Regions from separate parts of the Homo sapiens genome. Here region 2 is linked to region 1. A link is a loop called in an ENCODE intact Hi-C map of the cell type or tissue named here. Cell type or tissue: GM12878. All regions are shown on one strand.

What was found. A loop is a pair of places that touch in the nucleus more often than their neighbours do. Peaks named below come from ENCODE experiments on the same cell type or tissue, not always from the same donor. Only the 100,000 strongest peaks of a DNase experiment are listed, where the experiment ranks them.
Region 2: a loop joins it to region 1, with 5 times the contacts of the local background. A loop is called at or near these places in 93 of 110 quality-filtered maps.

Annotation. Positions count from the first base shown.
Region 1 is chrX:40,096,258-40,104,257 of GRCh38, forward strand. BCOR (BCL6 corepressor) reads right to left here and starts at 1,701. Exons shown (of 15, transcript NM_001123385.2): 1 at 958-1,701. LOC107985687 (translation initiation factor IF-2-like) reads right to left here. Exons shown (of 1, transcript NR_171574.1): 1 at 5,479-8,000. RefSeq lists silencers at 1,265-1,324, 1,415-1,464, 1,525-1,754, 1,775-1,894, 2,025-2,194 and 1 more and enhancers at 4,091-4,611, 6,282-6,872. In GM12878, no CTCF peak of the experiment used is centred here; a DNase peak (open chromatin) is centred at 3,444; H3K4me3 peaks cover 1,886 bases; H3K27ac peaks cover 2,602 bases.
Region 2 is chrX:40,148,747-40,156,746 of GRCh38, forward strand. It overlaps a transcript of BCOR not described here. Among named protein-coding and RNA genes, the nearest start is that of BCOR, 55 kb to the left of the region's middle. RefSeq lists enhancers at 1-319, 7,868-8,000 and a silencer at 5,040-5,089. In GM12878, no CTCF peak of the experiment used is centred here; no DNase peak of the experiment used is centred here; H3K4me3 peaks cover 2,120 bases.

The sequences.
Region 1 (8,000 bases):
TGCCCAGCGGAGGGCCCAGGTCTCGCCCGCCCCCGCCCTCCCTCCACGACGCTGCCCCCGCACAAGCACATTCTACACCCACCCCTGGGGGCTCATAACTTAAAACCTACGCTGAACATCGGGGAGGGAGAGGAGGGGGAAAGCGGGAGGGGGATCGCAGATTATAATCTTAAAAGAACATTTACAAAACAAAGCGTCTGACCTGGCTGGCGGGCGGGCCAAGTCGGAACCCCTTGCTCTGCTCGATTTCTTAGTAGTTTTTTTTTTTAATCCACGTGATTCGTGCTTTGGGGCAAGCCAAGAAAAAACGGGACTCCCCTCCCGAGTTGCGCGGCAGCGGCGGCAGGTCGAGCTCGGCTCGGCCCGAGGCACTCGCCACACACCCTCGCGCACGCACACGCCGACGTTCCACTTGGAGGAACGACCGGCCCCCGGAGAGGCGAGACGAGGCGGCGGTGGCGGCGGCTGGGGGTTTTTACAGTTCTTTCCCGAGTCGAAAAAGAAAGCAGACGGCAACCCGCTGCCCTCCCCTTCCTGCTCGCGAGCTAACGCCGAACCCAGCTTCCCAGCTTCCAGCCCACCTCCCCCCCCTCCGCCCGACTCGCGGCGCTCAGCGGCGACCGCGCTCCCGCGCACAGACACACACAGGCTGCAAACTTCCACTCTGCGAACTCCCTGCTCTCCTCCTGGCCCACCGGGAGGCGCCAGGCCCCCAGCCGCGCCCCCTCCCTCCCTGGTGCCCACGCGGGGCCGCTTAGGTTGGCTGCATTTTAAATAACATAGCTATGAAATAAAAACGAAAGCGAGCCAAGCAGCCAAAGGGAAGCGCGAGGCAAAAGCTTCGCGGGGTACGCTGCGGGAGGGGGCCCCGGGAGAGGGGGCCGACTGCAGCCCTCAGCGCGCCCGCCCGCCCACCCGTCCGCGGTCTCCCGGGGGAAAGGTGTTCCGGGCACTGACCTGAAATCCCCGGTGGGGGAGTAGGCAGGGAGCCTGCGATCCGGCTCTTTGAAGTTTTCCCCCAAGCGGACTCGAGGCGGCGAGAAGGAGCGGGGGGCGGTTGGGTGGGTGGAGAGAGATATGAGGGGTGGGGGGGGTTGGCGACGTTAACGAGCGGAGAAGGAGCCGGGCCGGAGAAGCGCGGCGAGCAGCAAAGTTTGCGGTCCCCGGCTGCCCGCAGCCCGCTCGCGGCGCCGCGCTCACTCGACTCCCTCGCCGTCTGCTGGCAGCCGGCTGCCCTCGGGGTCGGCCCCGCCGAGGGGTGGGCTCTGGGCCGGGTGGGGGCGGGGCGGGGCGGGCTCGGGGCCTCCGGGCAGGTGGCGACAGCCCCGTGCGATCCTCCGGGCTCCCGCAGCTGGACTGGGCTTGGCCGAGCTCAGCAGCTCCCGCGCTGCCGCCGCCGCCCGCGCTCGGGCAGGAGCCCCAGCGCCATGTTGACGGTTCGCCGCGAGCGCCCGCTCGGGCTGGGTGTGTGTGAGTGTGTGTGAGTGTTGGCCAAGTCGTCCCTGCGCGGCGACAGCGCGGCTTGGGCTCTCCGCCCGGCGGCTCGCGGGCTCCCCCTCCGCCGCCGCCGCCCGCCTAGCTCCCGCTCTCGGTCGCGGTCTGGGCTCCTGCGCGTCTCCCCCGCAGCCGCCGAGCTCGGCCCGCGTTCAGCGAGGAGCGCAGCTCTGCCTCACCTTGCCGCTGGGAGCCCAGGCTCCGTCTGCCGCCGCACGCCGCGATCCCAACGCGTCCCCCCTCCCTGGTTCCCTCCTCTTCCTCCTCCCCCTCCCTCCGCCCGTCCTCCCTCCCGCCCGCCCTACCTCCCTCCCTCCCAACAGCCGCCTCCCCTCCCCCCGCAGGCGCAGCGCTCGGGCGACAGCCGCCCGCCCGCCGCCGCCTCCAGCTCTCGCAAGTTTGAGCTCCGCCAGTCTCCGCTCACCCTCCGCTGCGGCGCCTCCGCGGCGGGGTTTCGGGAGGGGTGATTCCCCAGGAAAGGTTTGCCCGAGTTTCCCCGGCCGTCATCGATGCACGGCCCGGCACGTTTTGGCCTCTCTGGATCCGAACCCCGGACCACTTGGGTGGCGCCCCCCCTCCTCGTCCCCCGGCCTCCCCTCCCCAGCTCGGGCCGAGTTGGCTGCGCACGCCCGACCCGGGCGCACGTCCTGGGCGAGCCGGAGACCGACTTGGGCGGCGGCGGCGGCGAGGGCTGCCGGCAGAGCCAGAGCCGAAGGGATGGGGGCGGCGGGGGCGGCTCTCCCAGCCGCGCGCCGAGACTCCCCTCGCTACCCAGAAGGCCAGTGGAGGACCGCAATTACCATAAAGCGCCTCGCACTCCGCTCAGCCAAAGCTGTCAAACCCCAGCGGCAGCAGCCGCTGCCGCCGCCTCTTGCCACCAGCGCTGCGCTCTCCCGGCCTCGTCCCCTCCGAGACCCAGCGGAGCGTGGCCTGTGTGCTCCCGTGCTCACCCCCACCCCAGTTTGCCCCTTCCTCCCAGAGGAGCCCTTTCCCATTTCGGTGTTAAAAGCTACCTGAAAACACCACCCCAGGCAACGGTGGCCGTTCCGCCTGAACTCCGCGCCCGAGTTCCCCGGACGTTTCAATTGTGTGGGAATTGTTTGGAGGTGGGGGAAGGGGGGAGCAGCCCGTGGAGGCACCGGGAGGCGTGTGGGGGGCGGTCGGCGAGCGGAGATCCGCCTGTATTTCTCCCGGTTCTCGAGCATTTTCACGGTCTGTACCTCTGATGGTTGGAGGGGCTGCCCAGGCCCCTCGCCCCGGCGTTGGGAGATTATCTCCCGCGTTTTATTTTCCTTGACAGGGAGCAACTTTTGGCTTACACCGTTCGCCCCATAAATTTCCACTCGGTAACGTCGTGCTGATCGGTGCTTGGCGGCGGCGTACAGCCTGCGCCCGCAGCAGTTCAATTCAATTGACACGTATTGAGCTTCTCCAGCGCACCCGGCGCGGCTCTGGGCGCGGGGGGAGGGCGGGGGCAGGCGGGAGGGAGGGGGAAGCGGAGAAGCGAGGTTCCGGCCTCCCCGGAGCGCAAAGCCTCAAGGGCGAGCCGAGAAGCCCTAGTTGGTGAAGCTGGCGGGAAGGGGTAGGAGTGGGGGAGGGGGTATTCCGGACTAACCGCGCCCAGACTGCGGGCCCGGACTTCGCGGCCAATGGTGACCCCATTCGGCTGCCCACTAGGGTCTTTTTATACTGGGAAGGGGGTGGGGTGTCTCTTTCTGCCTAAGGACAAGATGGTGCAGGCTCCATGAAACATAAATCTGAAATGGAGGTGGCTTGTAAATCCACACGGAAAGTTTTTAAAATATCCTGGAGTGTCCCCATGCCAAAAATAATCAAAAGCATCTCAAGTTGATTACTAAGTCAAGGTCAAGGCCAAAATCAGCTCTAGCTAGCAGATATTTTCCCTTTTAAAAATTAGACTCACTACTGACTGTGGGACTGGTATTAGGTGCGATTTTATTCATTCTGTTTTAGTTCTCAGCACATAGTTATAAAAACAGCCCTTCTCAAAGCAGAAGTGAAACATCTCTACCGTTTGAAACCCGAAACTTCGGCAGAATTAAATCTTCATGCTCCAGAGCTGCTTATAACAACTGATGCAAAAGACAGGCGAGCAAGTGCCCCCGCGAGCAGTGCCCAGCCAGGCTGGGCCGCGAACGCTTCCAGGACCAGCGCCTGCAGAATGGAATGCACGCTTTTTTCTTCCTGGTCTTTCTGGGGGTGGATATCTCTGCAAGCCAACCCACACATTTTTTTAATCTCCGGTAACAAGCAGAAAGACACCTGGACTATTATGCTGTAAAACTATTTTTTATAAAGACATTTTAGGACCAGACATTAAAAGTTATTAGATTGAACGCATGCGAGTTACAGACACAGCTGGAGAAAAGGCCTCTGGTTGTGTGTTGTGGCAACATTTCTTTTTGAAGCGACTCCTTTTATTCAAAACAAGTCAAAAATAACCGGGAAGGCTGAAGCTGGGTATTTGTGGGGAAACTCTGAACGTGGTTCCAGGCGAGGAGGCCGCTCTGCTGCTGCAGGCTGGACGGGAGAACTGGCCTGGGCCAGTGTGGAGCCGTGCCAGGCTCTTCCGGCTCGGTTAGGCCGAACCGCAGAGGCCCTGGCCCGGCGCCCAGCCACCTTCTATCCCCTCCCCTCGTCTCCCCAACTCTGCCCCCAGGCACAGGCTTTTCTCGGAGTTCGAAGTCGCATGTAAACGTCCAGAACTTTTAGAAAATCCAGGAACCGAGCTCGGGGCCTGCAGCCTCTCAGAGTCTTACGGCCTCCCGGGGCTGCTGACAAAGAGGCCTGTTTGTCTAACTTTAAAAGTCCTAGAATTCGGGAGGCTGAGCCAGGAGAATCGCTTGAACCCGGGAGGCGGAGGTTGCGGTGAGCCGAGATCGCGCCGTTGCACTCCAGCCTGGGCAACAAGAGCGAAACTCCGTCTCAAAAAAAAAAAAAGAAAAGAAAAAGAAAAAAAAAAGTCCTAGAGTTAAAATGAACAGGGGTGGTGGGGGTGCTGTAAATGCGAAGGGGCCGAGGGGAGGGCTGACTGGGGGAGAAATTTGATGCTGGAGACAAACAGGCCAGTAAATTCGCCTTTGACGTAATTTGCAACATCCTCCCCCACCTTTTCTAGGGATCTTGCCTCCACGGTAGGCTGGTAGGATTAAAGGGTTTCTCCTCCATCTCCTAGGGATACATTTTTCAACTCCGTGGGATTTCAAAAATATCTTATTAAGGGAGTCCTAAGAGGCATGAGTGGTGGGGGGGATTCGTGACTCACTGGGAATTAAAATGTGGGATTTTCCCGAGGCGCTATAAGGCAGAGGGGGGGAGGGGAGATTACACCTATTGGCCCGGTTAGTTCCAATTGTTCTGGGGAAAACAAGCAGAAAGCTGTCGAAGGGCAATCCCATCTTGTGTCCTCACTTAAGAAGGGGCTCAGGGAGCTGGGGATGCCGCGGGGCCTGCAATGGGTGCCGGCGGTTTGGCCCTTCTCCTGCCCCCTCCTCTCCTGCCCTCCCACAAGCCCTTCGGGAGCTGACCCGGGGGTCAGGCTGCTATACCCAGCACTCAGCAAGGGGAGGATTTCAATGAAAACAGAGGAGGAGGAGAGAGTGAGCAAAGGAGTGCATGGGAGGGGAGGCCGTGCAGCCCACGGAGAAATAAAGAAATAGGTGCCGAAATGAGAGGTGCTGCGGATGGAGCAGCGGGGGCTGCCCCTCCGCCACCAATCTCCCTTCCCATGGAAGTGTCTCCTGATTATAACAAACCACTCGACCTCAGGCTAACCAGGCCCTGCAACTGGGCAATCGAGCTGGCCCTTCTAGGAGCAGGCCTTGAGCCTGGCTGCCCTTCTCAAGGCAGGTTGACTCTGCAAGACCCGCTAGGGCCTCTCCCACACACCTCCAGCTCCACCCTGGCCTAGGGGAAAGGCCAGGCATCCTGTGTTTGGGGGGACCCTGGCCTTCTAACCTTGTGTGCAAGATTTATTTATAACGTATACTAGGATCCACATCATAAAGCTTATAACGTATGTGTAGGCTTCCGATGGTCCTCCTCGGAGGCTGTTCTCAGGGCGATGACACTTGGTACTGGAACAGGTGGGACTCGGATGAGTACAGATAATGTATTTTTACATAATGTGAGGTAGCCTTTCTTTAAAAACACACCCACACTTATAGTCTTCTGGTCACTTTGTACAAGAACTCTGGGCTTATCCAATGGCACTTTAAAAAACATCCGCTGCCCCATCCTCCAAGCACAAGGCACAGCTGGCTTCCCCTCTGAAACTCAAACGAGGTAACAAACAGGAGGCGCATCCTCCTCCCAGGATTTCACTCATCTGGAAACATCTAAAGGTAGCTGCCTCCCAGGGCAGAAGACTGCTGGACTTAAGGGTCGCCAGGCTGAACATGACTGTTCTTTCTTCTTCCTAGCCTTTGGAGGGTTATTGGGTGTTTGGGGAAGGAAGGCCCTAAGGGCAGCCTCTCCGTGGTTCCTAGCAACCATCTTGGAATTTCTGGTCTGGGCTCGATTTGGGTCAGGCCCTGAGCTCCCCGAACACAGGCACGTGTGGGTGAACTGGCATCTACACTACGGGGGCCCGCAGGGTGGTTGGGTGTCGACCAAATGGGCATAATACAGGAGGCTTCTGGGAGGCTGGCCGCCTCTTGCGCTCGGCAAGGGCTTAAGAGCCCTCGACGCCGCCGCGCTGGGCCGGGTGCTCCTGCAGATAAACCCGGACGCCACGTCCCGCCTCGGCTGCTTATTTAGCAAGGCGCCTTCTGCGCATATTTTACCCGGCTGGGGGCAGTGAGTGGGAACCGCCGGGAGAGGGGGCGGGGAACCACCAACTACTCGCCTTCGGACCCAGTGTGCCGGCCTCCGGCCCCAGCCATTTTGTATCCAGCTTCCCTCCTCCACTCCCACCGGGTCCCTGCGAAGACGCACCACCCCGAACCCCTTCGCGGTACCACTCCCGAACTGGAGGGGTAGAGAAGGCTCTGCCAGCCCCTCGCCTGCAGCAGGAAGGTGGGTACGGACCAGCAGAAGGGAAAGCGGTGCTGATCTGTCTCTAAATACCTCTGCCCTCCCGCCCCCAACAAAGTCGGTCACAGAGGTGAGTGGCGCGGGATGGTTGCCTCGAGAAGGTCGCAGCCAGGAGCAAAGCTTTGGGGCTCACAACGGACTGGGCATTCCAAACGGTGTAATCTTCGGCACATTTCACCCGCTCCCATTCCACCTTCCGAACCACTCTGCTCTCGGTGCTCATCCTCCTCTCCATACCTGCGTTCCCAGCGCGTTAGCAGCCGCGCAGCCCCCGGCCCTGAGTGCGGGGGGTGGGGTGGGGGGGCTCAGGGTGGTTTGTGTGGTGCGGCCTGACAGAACCTTCTGTGTGCGGCGGAGGGAGGAGGCTAATGCATAATGCACAGCGCCTGGAAGCCCGGCCATTAGCGGCCTGTCGGTGACACAGACAAACGACTGAGAGGGAGGAGATCCAGCTCGCTCTGGAGTTTAAATAGACCAGCGTGGAGGGGAAACGCCATGATTTAAAAGTGTGTGTTTGCAGACACTCGCATATATTTTAATGATTTCCAGCAGGCTATGTGTCCTAGCCTTGCATCCCCCCCTCCCCAAAAGGAGGATGTGTCTAGAGGAGGGAGGATGAAGGCAGAGTGAGAGGCCTCAACCCAGACCCACCAGCAGCTTTTGAGAGATGAAGGAGGGGAGAAGTTCAGAAAGCGAGGCCTGGGGAAGCCACACGACCCAAGGCCAAGCCCAGATTTTGTTCTTAAAATAATAATTTAAAAAAAGAGCCACCCAGCCTTCCACCCTGGACTACACCCTGTGTTGTACCAGAAAGGCCTGGGGGAAAGAATAAATTCTGCCACCCTTGCTTCCCCCGGGAGCCCACATTTTTGAATCTTCCTTTTCCACTGACACTCCAGAGACCTCCTTCCTCCCGGTTTAACACACTAGTGTTTTTTAGCAATTAAGGCGAGAAGGGGGTGGGGATAAAGATAAGCCAATTTTTTTTTCCGCCATGCAAGTGTGAGAGATAAGATAACGCTAAGCTGGGGCAAAGCGGCTGCTTACAACCTCCCCTTAGCGATTTTGATCGGTCACTTCTTATCTCGCAAAAATGCTCTTTTCGAAAACTGGATCAAAAAAGAAAAAGAGAAAAAGAAAAGAAAGAAAGATTTTCATTTGGAAGTGACATTTAAAACCCACCTCCCCTCCACTGACAACCCACCCCCCATTGGCGGGGCTCCCCAGGAAAAGTCGCACCTCGACTGCAGGATTTCAGGCTTTCTCGCGGGGGGCAGGATTACTAGTGCAATTAGGCTGAATAAAACCAGGGATGCGTGATGAGGATTTATCCTGTATCCAACCCAAGCTCGCGGCTGGGTTTTCCTTCTCTTAGTTACTGGTCGATGTTTGTGTTTCGCCATCGCACTCAGTGCCTTCAAACTAAACAGGTAGTTATACTTGGGAGGGTC
Region 2 (8,000 bases), 52 kb after region 1:
AGTAGGACAGATAGCATCACCCCCATTGGCAAAGGAGGGAAATGGGGCCCAGCGGGTTGAGAGAGGTCTGTGCTAAGGTCACAGCGCGAAGAGTGGTGGAAGAGGCCCGAGGCCTGGGGTTTCCTGCCCCAAAGTTAACTTTCCTGTTCCATCGTTGTGTATGTGTTTCTGGGTGAGCATCTGCATGGAGGGGAAGGACTGCCGGACAGGAATGCACAGTCCAGTTAGGGAAGTCCAGGAAGGAAGAACACAGCCCCACACCTCTTCCTCTGCCCGGGTCTCACACAACAGCCCCTGCTCTTTCCACAACAGCCTGGAGCCGGCCCCCCACCAGCCTGCCTGGGGGGAGCTGTTAGTGCCTGGCTGTGCCTTCAGTAGTGCGGATTTCAGAGATCTCGTATCCTCTGCTCTGCTCCGCTCCGCTCAGCTCTCTTCTCAGCCTGTCATCCCCACCCCCAGCCTCGGCTGCAGGATGCCTTGCGTCCAACTGTGGTTTCCGGGCAATAAAACAACTATTAAAGTCTCAGGCACGGCTGGTGATTTGCATCACATCCTCTTGTGCATGGATTCAATGTTTAATACACAATATTGAATACGGATATTAAAAATCAATAGCTGGGGACCCCTGGGGAGGCGGCACAGTGCGATCCTGCTTCGGGAACACAACCAGCTCTTCTAAAAAGACAGGAACGGCAAGTTCAGCCAAGCTGAGCCCAGCGCCAGGGGAAGTGAGGAGTAGTGGATGCATCTCAGCTTCCTGATATGCTTAACTGCGCCATTCCCAGGTCAAGCTAAAGGGAAGCCAAAGGAATGGTGTGCCCCTAGGCTCTACTAGCTTTGAGATGGGAGGGTGGGGAGGTACGGTTTGTTTCCAAGCAGGGTACCAGCCAGGTGCGCGGAGTTGCTTTTTTTCCTTGTTATTTGCACTTAGGTTTGGTTCGAGTCTGAGTCTTACATGCAGGCTCTCAACTCTTCCCACCATGATGGCTCCTTCCTGGGCCTCATGACATCCATCACCATAGGCCCCATGGGGAGCTCTTGGCATAAGCTTTCAGAGAGATGGAACAGGAATCCCAATGGCTCCGAATATGCTTTGCACAGTAAAAGAAATGTGAATGCATGATACCAGGCTCTGAGCTGCAATCTTCTGAGGCACTCTGAGCCTTCAGAACAGAAATCCTCAGGCCGTGTGACCCGCCTAAAGGCCTGGTGATGGCTGAGTGGTGACAGAGGAAAGGGGACGAGAAGGAGACTGGGACATCGAAGCATTCCTGCTCCAGAGCCAGAATCCAGATTGTCCGTTAAACAGCCAGGAGAAGAGCAAGCTCCCAGGATGCATAATTATCTTTTCAGGCCTGAAGAGGAACATGTATTACTCTCTTCTTTATCAAAACATAGAAATATACCTTACCCTAAACAGAAACAAGGTTCTCACAGACTGATGGGGTAGGAGTGAAGGAGAATAAACATCTTTGAGAGGATTCAGTTTTTTTCCACTACGGAAAGGGAAGAGAAACTGACAGTGGGAAACACACTTAGGTTATCTGATTGGAAAGGCCTGGGGGATTTTAGATGCCAAAAACTGTGTGAACTTGACCTAGTGAAATGTCATCTTAGACACCAAATTATAATAATAATTTTATGGATTCATTTTTATCATAGTTTAAATCAATAAGGATTGAGTTGGAAATCTTGCTCTAGTTATAAATAGATGGAGAGAACACCTCAGGAAAACTCCAAAGTAGTAATTTGGGTAAAAGTTAGAAGCGGAGGAAAGAGGTGGAAAATGACAGTTAATGAGCCTGTGGCCTCCACTCTTTGTTACCTAACAGTTGTCAGAGAACCATCAAAGGGAGGGAACAGGCGCCCTTCTCAGAACCATCACAGGAAAAGCAGACATTCTCTGGCTGCTGCAGATCCCCCCGGTGGTGGTTCCTACACCCAGCCTCCTGGGAGTTTGCCTATGTGTATTTATGTGTTTCCGGGCTGGGGAGTGTAGCTACTTTCACAAGATTGGGCCCTGAGCCTGTGAAACCCACTAGCGAAAGTTCTACCACGAGGAAAAGCCATTCTAAGGCAATGCTGGAGACCAGGAACTGCTCTGCCATCATCAACAATATCTTCATGATTCCTGCACTAGCAAACTGCTTCACATCTTCCCACCTCAACCATGGGGCCGAGCTCTGGGCCTCTTACAGATCCATACAGGCGGGACCTTTTGCAGCTAGCACAGATGTGTGGTTAAGGCATGAGACAGCTGGCCAAGGGGAAAGGAGGCTAAGGCTGGGGATGGCTGGGAAGGACCAAGGCCCAGGAGGGCCTCCTGGTACAAGCATAGAACTGACCCAGCATGGGGGAGTTGTACCTCCAGAACCCACTAAGGGTGGCACTTCCCCCCTGGACCCACCAGGTACTCCAAACCAAGAGGAAAAGCATCCTTGTGGCATGTGGGTGGATTAGGCCCAAGGCGCAGGTGAGCTCTGCTGCAGAAGGAACCTACACACCAAGTCCCAAATGCCCAAGTGCTGACAGGGATTGGGGCAAGCAGGAGGGAGGGGGGATCTTTCTGCCTCCCATCACCTCACCCTTCTGTAATGTTTTCCTGGAATGAACAGAAGTCGCCAGCAGAGTTGTTCCTGGAGCCCCTCCCTCCGGGACTGTCACTACCTCCTGGTGTAAGACAGGGAGGACCATGGCCTTCTGCCGGGAGGATCCTCTGGCTAGTACCCGAGCCTTGGATTCTGGCACGAAGCCTCACAGTTCCGATAAGGCTTTACCTCCCTTCCCACGTCTCGAAGAAAAACACCCCCTGGAACTGCTGGGGTGAACTCGGAGCCTGAGGCCAGGGTCAGCGGGGGGACGGGTCCCCACCACCACCAAGTTGCCGGCAGAGGTAACAGCTGTGGAAGGGGGAGGGGAGCGACAGGCAGCCACGACTGAACGGTTGCGATCTAGAAAATTCAACAAGAGGCCGCAGCGGTGGCGGCGGCGGCGGCTCCAATTAGCTGAGCCAACTGGGGAGGCAGAGAGCGAGACGGCGGCCCCGCCGATCGTGTCCCGGGCGAGCAGGCAGGCGGGGGCGCGGGGCCTCGAGCTGCCCCGGCGGCCCTCGCTCGGCCCCTCCCGTGGGTTCTCGGAGCGCGCCTGGTGTTTACACACTGTCCTTTCGACGTGAGATCAAGTTTCAGGCCGCGCTGGAGGCGCCAGGGGCCGGCCACAGGCCCAGGAGAGGGGAAGAGGTGGAGCGGGATCTAAGGCAGCGCTGCGCCGACGAGAAGGCCTGGCGCTCGTGGGCACAGCTAGTGCAGCGGTCCCCACGGGGTGGGGTGGAGAGAAGTTCACTGGGCACGGTGGGTAGGGGTTGGTGGGGTTGCAGGGGGGTATCCGGAGAGAGAAACACCTCCAAGTCACTAGAGTATTTGTCTTTCGCTCACTCGGGCCGGGGAATTTAGTCCTGCAAGGGGACAGGCGGCGGCGGGGATATGCTCAGAACCCAGGCGCTTCGACAGCCCTGAGCGCCCCTTGTGCGCTCTTCACCCCTCCCCACCCCGTCCCTTTGATATACTACCGGATCTAGGCCATTGTTACGGGGAGGGGTATGTGGGCCGAAGGAACTCGGGGTTGGAGACCTGGAGCTTCCCAGCGCGCCCTGGCCCTGGCGCTGCGGAGGCCTCGGGTGGAGTGCTGGAGGGCTCGCCGCTGCGCATCTCCTCTGAGCTGGCAGCCAGCGGGTGCCCCACGCTGTCAAGCGGCGGCGGGTGAGCTTCCAGCAGCACAGGCACACTGTAAACAGCCGCGTGCACGCCCTCCCCGCCCGGGCTGGGAACCTCACCCAAACACCACGCCGCTTTCTCTCCGGCTACCGGGCGAGGCTTTTGTGGCCAAGCCTAGGGGAAGGGGGTCCCCACCCCACCCCCAGGCCACCCGGGCCCCGGAGCCAGCGTTCTGAATCTGCAGGAGTGCGGGGTGCTGCGGGGAGGGGAGGGAGTCAGCGCCTGCCCCCTCCTCACTGAATGTCTGCTTTGTTCCGGAAAACAAGGGAAGCATTAGGCGGCTGCCCCCGGGGAAACACAAAACTTCTTTTTGAATCTCGGGAAAGGCGGTTGACTGCATTAAGGAGCTCCCGAGACAGAATGAGGAAGGGAAAAGCCGAGAGGGCGGGAGGAGACAGGGAGACTTCCGCGGGAGGCCGATGGTCAAAGTGGGGGGTGAAACCGCTCAGGGTGACCGGGCTGGAGACCCAGGAACCCGATTCGGCGCGAAGGTGCCGCGCGAGTTCCAGCGAGCAGCCTGCCCGGCCAAGTGGCGCCTGCCCAGCCGTCGGCCGTGCCAGCTTCCTGCCCTGCCCAGGACCGCGGAGCAGTCGGGGACGCCGCCGCAGGCTGGCCCGGAATCGCAGGACAGCGGCGGGGGGAGGGGGTAGCCAGGCCGCAAGTAAACTCGCACTAGAGCTTTCTGCACACCTCCGCCCTAGAGAGGGGGCCCGGACCCCCGGTCTGTGAGGCGTCGGCTTTGGCCTTCCAACCTTGGGGTGCGCGAGGAAGCAAAGACCCAGGGGGCACCCCCACCCTCGCCCAAGGCCCGAGGGTGGGGGACAGCTGAAATGTCTTTGGTCTTGTTTGATGACCGCTTGGCGGATCTGCTCCCATCCGGGTTCTGCCGTTCCGAGAGTGCCGGGTCAGTGATACCCAGGCCGGTCTGAGCAGGCATGTGGATGAGCAAAAGCAAATCTGTCGCTCCTCCGACCGCCACCCCTCACTTAACCTTTCCTGCATCCAAGGAAGGGGAGGGCACCCAGACTCTGCCCCACCCCCCGCGGGGCGCTCCCTCTGCCTCGGAAGCTGAGACTAAGAGCGAGGGTTTTCCCCCTTTCCCCTGGGCTCGCTGGGTTTCTAACTTCCTCTAAACCTCCCTCCTCGCTCCGAAAAGCCCCGAGGAGAGGAGCTGAGAGGAAGCACGCCGCTAGTGTGCAAAATGAAGACCATGTGTGAGGACGGCGGCATCAGAGTGCAGCCGCGGGGGTTAGGGGGTGGCAAAGGCCCCCGCGCGGCCGGAGGCTCGGGGCCGCAGCAGCCAGTGCCTCTGCTCTGCGTTGGGGACTCGGAGCCGCAGCGAGAGGCAGTGGAGAGGCAGGGCTGGCCTCGTGGCGGGAGGCGAGGAGGGGGTGCGAGGGCTGCCGCGCCGTGGGGGGCAGGGGGCGGGGACGCAGCCCCGGCTTCCTGGGCCGCAGCTGCGACCGAGGGCGCAAGAGCAGATCGTGCTCTGCGGCGGTGGCGGCTCGGGCCCGCCGCTCTAGCAGCTGAGAATCAACAAAGGGAGGCGGCGGGGGAGGGGCGCCACCGAGCGTTCGCTGGCTGCTCTGGAATAATAAAAAATAATTAATAATGATAATAAGAGAAAAATCCCCCGGCTTTCATGGCTCTGGGTTTCCGTGTGGCTGCAGCGGGAAGCGCGCTGTCCTTGAGGCGGCCTCTCTCGCCTGGCCTGCCCGCCCCTCCCCCTCCTCGCCCCCTCCCCTCCCCAGGAACCGGGAAGAGAAAGGTCTGCAGCTGACAAATATTATCCATTCTCCCCATCGATCGCGGAGTGTACAGATGTGAGCGCTTGATGTGCCCGCGGAGCGGCGGATCCTCCCTGCTCGCTCGCTCTCGCCCAGGCTCCGCTCGCCGTCCCCCTCCTCCCCCTTTGTTCTCCTCCCCTTTCCCTCTCTTTAAATAGATTTCAGGGCGCTGCCTGTTGGAGAGCAGCTGGCGATCTCTCCCGAGAGAGGGAGCGAGCGAAGCCCGAGGTGCCCTGTCACCAGCCTCCCCTCCCCCACCTCGGCTTTTCTCTACGTCCCCCCCACCCCACCTTTCTCCAGTTTCCAAAATAGAAAACACCGGGAACACCCACGTCCACTGCACCGCGAGCCCCTGGGAGCCTTTGGACCCCTCGTGCTGTTCCTTGTGTCTGTGTCTGTGCAGAGGAAGGGCAGTGCAGGGAGGGGACCCAGGGCCGCGGCAGAAGAGCCAAGGGTCCGGATCTTTCCCTGGCAGCAGCAGGGACGCAGCGTGGGTCACGCTAACAGGGTACAGTTTACCCATTAGGGAAAGTCGGCGGAGACGGCCCTGTTATTCCTCTTTTGCAGATGGCAGATTAATCCGGCAGCACCCGGCCTCAAAGGGACCGGCTGCTCGGCAAAGGGTTAACCCGTCGGCCGGTAATCGTGGACACGCGCGCACACACACACACGCACGCGCGCGCGCGTCCTCTCCGCCTGCCCGAGCGCCCGCCGCGGCCCGCAGTGCGCCCGGGGCTGGGGGAGTAGCTGCGGGAGGGGAGGGGGTCGGGGGAGGGGCGGGGCGGGCTTAACCAGGCCGCTCGACTGAGCCGGGGCCACCTCGCCGTCTGTCACTTAAATGATTGTCCTCCGCTCCGCTCAGTGCGGTCAGTACGGGCTGTTAACAGGCAGTTGCAATCAGTTTCCGAAAGGTCAGCCAAGGTCCTCCGGCTCTCGCAGACGGAAGGCATTACGAAACCGCTTTTGTATCTGCAGGCACTTTAGAAAAAGAGGCGAGAAGGGGCGCACCGCAGTGCCGCGGCTGCTGCGACCGGGGGAGAGGGTCGGGGGCTGCGGAGCAGAGGAGTCCGCACCCCCGCGGCCAGGGTCAGGCGGCGTGGATATCACCCGCGGAGTGACCCAGGGCCTCCGGGTTTCGGTGGGGAAGCAGGAAGGGGGTGGGGAGCAGGCGGCAAGGGAAGGAGGAGTGGGAGGAAGTGGGAGAGGCGTCCTGGCTCCTCTCCTCACCCAGCCAACAGCCCACACCCGGACCCAGACGGGAGCGGGCGGCCTTGGACGCGAGGAGACCCCACTCGGACTCTCAGGCCCTCCTGGCGCCTGGAAGTAGGGAGGGGGTGTGGGGGGGGGAAAGACCCTCGCCGAGCGAGCGAGTCCCAGCGCGGTGTCTGAAGACGCTGCTGCCGCCGCCGCTAGAAGTCGTCCATCAGCAACCAGTCCAACCTGCCAGTGATAATGTGCGATCAACACCAAATCACCCCCGCCAGGCGCGATCCATCATCGCAGCGCGCCGCGGGCCCGCGTGAGGCTGACTCGCGGCTGGGGTGGGGAGGGGGGGCGCGCGGAGCAGGAGGCGGTCGCCCAGCACACCCGGACTCTCCGCGCACCTCGCTGCCCCTCCTGGAGGCCTGCACCCAGGCGCTCATAACTCTCCAAGTTCCCCAGCTACAGAGCGAAAACCCAGTGGCTCCGAGTTCTGGGCACAGCTCACTTAGGAATCCGCGCGTCCTCCGCGCCCTGCTGTCGTGGTCACACCCTGCAAAGCCATTCCAGCCTCGGAGCTGCCCTGCCCATCCCCTCCCCCTCCTCCGAGAAACCGTGGCTGGCAGGAAATTAATATTTAATATCGTGAAATTGATTAAAGGGCTGGAAGCCGGCGATGGGTTGGGGGGAAGGGTAGGGACTCCTAGCGTAATTAAAGATCTGAGAGTCGTGGTCGTTCCTTGTCGGCCCTGGCCGCACGTGGCCTTTGTGAAGCCGAGGCGGGGTCGGACTGGGCTGAGCCTGGCGAGCCGGGGTCAGGAGCCCGTGCAGCTTAGGCTCTGGCCCGCGCGGCCGGGTTTTTTCGGGGCGGGGGTAGGGCTGGGGCGGCACAGCAGCGGCAGGGGATGAGGAGGTGACCTTAGGGCACCCGGGGCTGCGCGCAGAGCCACTCTTCCCCTGCCCGCCTGCACCGTGGGCCACTGGAGCCCGAGGGTCGGGTGCTACAACTGCTGTCTTGCTTGTACAGCACAGAAGCGCCTTTACTGACCAGGTGGCCTCGAGGGCGCACCGCCTACCCCCCAGGCCCCCTTTCAGCAGCCTCACTCTGGGCCCCGCTTCGAGGCGCCTCCCCAACCCCTGACAGGAGTCTTCTGAGCCCCCCACGCAGCCCTTCGGGAGGGGAGTCAGGTTCACCTTTCCCCCTGCAACTTGGAAATCCTAGGGCTTAGGCGCCCCGGGG